Regions from separate parts of the Homo sapiens genome. Here region 2 is linked to region 1. Evidence: chromatin loops called from intact Hi-C (ENCODE). Cell type or tissue: right lobe of liver. All regions are shown on one strand.

Region 1 (2,500 bases):
TTTAATGAACTGGCTGGGCACGAGGTATAAGTTAATTGGCCAGAGTGAAAGAGCTAGGGGCGCAAAGGATACTCTCTCCCTCTTCTCCGTCACTGGCAAGGTAAGATCTTTCTGGGTTTTGCCTGGTGGGAAACTGTGGCATGTTCAGATATTTTTCTGAAGATGGGAGGTGGAGGTCTATGGCTGCTTTTTTGACTCATCTTTCCCATTGCACCAATTATTACAATTATTACAATAACCAGGGTGTCAGCAGGAGGCCAGCATTTCTTTTATGACAACCCATCTTGGGGTTGTCCAGGCTGGAGACAGAGGCAGGGGTCTCGGTAGTGTGACTGAGTAAGGGGGAGAGGTGGATCTTTATAGCACCTTGGTGAAGAGTAGGGGGCTCTGGAACTGGATGGACCCAGGAATCTATGTGACTGCAGGCAAACTATTAAGCTTCTCTGGGTCTGAATTTTCTCATTTGTAAGATAAAGGAAGAGTACAACCGAAATCTCTTAGTGTTGCTATGGGAACCACATGAGATGATACATGTAAAGTGCCTAGCAGAGTGTTTGCCAGTCAGTGCATGCTAAAGAAATGTTCACTGTTAGCGTTTCTGTTGCAGGTTTTCTCATTATTATGGAATCACAATTCCATGAGGTTGATGACTTTTGTGACATTGTCCCAAAGTAGCAAGTTTTCTGCTTTTGGCATGGGCAGGCTGTGGGGACATGTCAACATTGTGTAATATTTGCATTGGCTTCCAAGCCGTGTGTCCAAAAGCCCCTTCTGGGCTGCTTATTGGAGCAGGCTGGAGGGGTGAGGCTCTGGATTGCCCACCCCCATGGCATCAGAGAAACTTGAAACTTGGACATGCCAGACACTGGGCTTTAAGTGACCCATGATCTGGGATGTCAGAGAAATAATTGAATGCAAGCTCAGGGATGCCAAACACTAGGCAACCCCCAGGAGGGGGTCAGAGTCAATGCTATACAGTTTGTTACTGTTGCAGTGACCCTATTTTAGCCTTGACCCTGGCTAATCTGAGAAAGCTTGTAAAATGGGGATAATAATATCTATTGCCCAGGAGATTGTAAGACCCAAATGGGATAATGCTTACAAAGGCCCTCACGTTATAGGAAGTTGTGACAGTTGTCTAAAGTACAGTGCCTGGCACATACTACGTGAAGCAATAAATAAATAGTAGTAATGGGGTGGTGGTTGCTGTTATTAATAAGAATAATGAAAATAATAAGCAGAATTTTCAGTTCATGGAATGTTGCTCTCAGTCATTGATTAGATAAATGTCTCCCTTTTCCTGAGAACATTCAGGGCCATCAGAGTAGTAAAATGAGGATTAAACCACTGGCAGAATTCAATGAGCCCCAGGAACTAATAATTATCCTGGGGCAAAGGACTTTCCCATTCAGGCTTGCCAGTACCTTGGCTGGCTTGTGAGTACTGCCGTGGGATAGAATACAGGCCAGGAATCCGCATTTCTCACATTTGGCCAGAAGGTGGTGCTGCTGCTTTATTTGAGTCAGGACTGCCCAGGCTCCTGGCTGCGGAGGCTGCTGGCGTTTATAGCATTTACAAACTGAGAGGCTGGGTTGGTTTGAAAAGGATAGAGGCAGAAGGGACATTTGCTCCAGCTCCAAAGTTGTTCATTGCTTCACAGCTTCTTTAATCTGATAGCCTCACCTTCAATGCCATATACCTGACAACGCATAAAAACAGGTCTCCACCATGAACAATTTGTCTGTTTCCAAATCTTCTTGATACTGGCTTTTGACCTCTAAACTTGTTTCTTGTTTACAGATTTTCTTGCCTCCTGGGCTCCCTCCACACTATCCTGTGGCTGTGGCAGATATGTCAATACCCTTACATTCACTGCGATTCAACAATACAATGAGGGAGGAAAATGTTGAGCCCCAAAACAAGCAGATGGCCTTCTGTAGACCAATGACAGAGACCAGAGCAGACGTACAGATTCTGCATTCTCATGTACAGTTGCCTATAGTCTCAACTTCAGCCTCAGACCCTGGAGGGACATCCACACAGTTGATGACATCTCCAGTCTTTGACACCATGTCTGCACCTCTAATGGGAGTACCAAACTCTGGAGCATTGTCCCCACCCCTAATGCCAGCCTCAGACTCTGGGGCACTTTCCCCATTGCTAATGCCAGCCTCAGACTCTGGGGCACTGTCCCCATTGCTAATGCCAGCCTTAGATTCTGGAACATTGTCCCCATTGCTGTCCACTTCAGAGTATGGGGTAATGTCCCCAGGGATGATGACAATTCCTGATTTTGGAACGATGTCCGCAACGCTAATGGTAGCACCAGATTCTGCAGAGATATCACCATTGGCAATGCCAGCTCCATCCTCTGGAGTGGTGTGTACACCTATAATGAGCACTTCATCCTCTGAGGCAATGTCCACACCATTAATGCTAGCCCCAGATTCTGGAGAGTTATCCCCAATTCTAATGCAAGATATGAATCCTGGAGTGATGT
Region 2 (2,500 bases), 220 kb after region 1:
AGATGGGAGCTAAAAGGTAGGAGGGGACAGCAAAATATGTGGCCAAGACCAAATTTGTCTACTTCTTAGTTTGTTGGGAGGACAAGGAGATAGTCATATCTACCCCAAAACTTTAGCAGACTACAATCTTGAAAAGACGTTTAGAATTCCTTTACTTTTGAGGTCCTCCCTTCCTTTTGCTCTGTCCCAGAACCTCCTTCGCCTATACTTGCTGACAAACTTTCCCCTCTCATCCAACACAGAGTCCCATTTTGTATCCAAAGCCATTCAATCAGCTCGAATTGTCTGTGTTTTTCTGGAGGGGTTCCCTCTCCAAACTTGCCAGAATGTCTCAATATTCTTGGAGCTTGTCCTCAGTTTCCGAAACTTCAGGGCATCCCATAGGCCACAGTTTTGACTTCAAATGCAAACTGACCTTTTCCTTTCACCCAAACACCCTCCTCCTTACCCACTGCATTGCATCAGAGCATTCTCAAGCCTGTTGTCTTGCTCCAGACATCCCCTTGTCTGTGGCTTGGGGTTAATATCTGGTCCTTTCCAATCCTACCCCATGTGATTATGCCTTTGTTTCAGATCCAGGAGAGTAATCATACTCAGACTAGGTCTCCACTAACCAAAGCAAAAGGGACATTTGAGAAAACAATCAGTTAGTCCTTGCAGAAGGGGTTTTTGGTTGCCTGACAACCAGATAGTTGCCTAAATTCTCCCCTCTGCCTGACATGAGTTCAGGGCCATAAGTGGCTACTTTCCCCTGCACAAACACGGCAAGTGTACAATAATGACTTCAGCTGTTTGAGAAGAGGCCATATCCCAAGAGGTACTCCAGAGAGCTGATTTTCTTAGAATTGCAGAGCAAAGGGCTCCGGAAAACTGGGCTGAATACTACTAGTGTTTGCCTTTCTCCAACTTCTGTGTGACTGCCATCTAGTGGCATGCAGGGTGGTGGTGGGGGGTGGTGGAGAGTGCTCCAACAGGGTTCAGTCAATAAGCAGGTGCATTGTTTATGAATAATTTAAAAACAATATTAAAACTGACTAAAGTTGGTCAGACTTTTATTATAACCACATGCTGGCAATTCTAAACAGTCATTGATAAAATACTTCTCACTTTGGTATACCACTGCCCCCACCCCAGCACCTAAGTGATTCCCTCATCTCCCCTTGGAGAGCCATATTTAAGCCTGACTTTTCAGGTAATACTTCAGATTTATATCCCTTCCCTCTATCAAAATGTTCCTGTCTTGTGCTCTAACCCCCTAAGGCTGTGCTTTTTATTTTCCTTGGTGGAATTTATTTATAGGGAAATATTTATAGGGGTTACCAGCTGTCTCTACCAGGGGCACCTATGTTATAACAGAAGTTACCTGAAGAATCAACGCTTTAGTCCAATGGTGTTCTAACTCTTTTAAGGCAGTGAAACACTGTTTTCAAACAAAATATGGTATGGAACCCCATCTCCTAACTCTTCTTTAAGTCTCACCTTCAGTGTCATTTCCTCTGGAAGGTCTTCCTTGTCTCTCCATGATGAGGACAAGTCCCCATGACTTAGTCACAGCACCTTGGACTCGCCCTTTCATACTACCCATCACACGTGTTATAACTTGTCTAGTGTCTGTATTCCTTAGTAGACTGTAACCTCCATGTGGGCAGATACTGCATCTATCTTGTTCACCATTGGAACCCCAGAAGCAAGTGTTGTGCTTGGCCCACTGTATGTGGTCCGTAAATAGCTGATGAATGAATGAAAGCCCTTCTGTTATTATAGCCTATGAGTAAATGAACATTGGAAATAACCATGTCACGTGTTATATTGTGGGTTTTTATTGAAATTATGGTCAAAAACAACCCCAAGATCATTTTTTTTTTTTGGAAAAAAAGTGTGGTTAACCAGTTTTCCCACCTTGTAGTCATGTGAGTAAAACTAAATGCAACAGCCACAACTCCCAATTTCTAGTGTGTAGATTTTTCCTCCTCTCTTTGGCACTAAAGTCAGGTTCTTCTTCTTACTAAGTTTTGGCTGAAGCTCTGCAGGGACAGTCTCCTCTTCTGTTTTATACCAGGACCCCCCAAAAGGCTTCTCCTAGTTGGCCATCTCAGGTTGGCACTTCCTTCAAAGACGTGCTTAAGTTCCACTGTCTGATTGAAGTTAACCCAGCCTGAGACTGCTTTCCTTTTTCTTTTAACTACTAGAGATCATGAACAAAGTGTTCACCTAGTTTTTTAAATTTATTTTTATTTATTATTATTTTTTTAGAGACAGCGTCTTGTTCCGTCCTTCAGGCTGGAGTGCAGTGGGCATGATCACTGCAGCCTTGAACTTCTGGGCTCAAGTGATCCTCCTGCCTCAGCCTCCAAGTAGCTGGGACTACAGACATGTGCCACCATACACAGCTAATTTATTTTTAACTTTTTTAGAGATGGGGTTTTGCTATGTTGCCCAGGCTGGTCTCTAAGTGATTTTCCTGCCTTGGCCTCCCAAATTGCTGGGATTACAAGCATAA

What was found. Hi-C counts contacts between places; a loop is a spot of excess contacts. Peaks named below come from ENCODE experiments on the same cell type or tissue, not always from the same donor. Only the 100,000 strongest peaks of a DNase experiment are listed, where the experiment ranks them.
Region 2: a loop joins it to region 1, with 4 times the contacts of the local background. A loop is called at or near these places in 34 of 110 quality-filtered maps.

What each region holds. Positions count from the first base shown.
Region 1 is chrX:110,448,767-110,451,266 of GRCh38, forward strand. It overlaps RTL9 (retrotransposon Gag like 9), which reads left to right. Exons shown (of 4, transcript NM_001385449.1): 3 at 1,801-2,500. The coding sequence starts at 1,852. Among named protein-coding and RNA genes, the nearest start is that of CRIPTO3, 71 kb to the right of the region's middle. In right lobe of liver, a CTCF peak has its summit at 1,483 (motif pointing right); DNase peaks (open chromatin) are centred at 775 and 1,505; H3K27ac peaks cover 682 bases; H3K27me3 peaks cover 245 bases.
Region 2 is chrX:110,664,943-110,667,442 of GRCh38, forward strand. No RefSeq gene overlaps it. Among named protein-coding and RNA genes, the nearest start is that of CHRDL1, 130 kb to the right of the region's middle. In right lobe of liver, a CTCF peak has its summit at 941 (motif pointing left); a DNase peak (open chromatin) is centred at 929.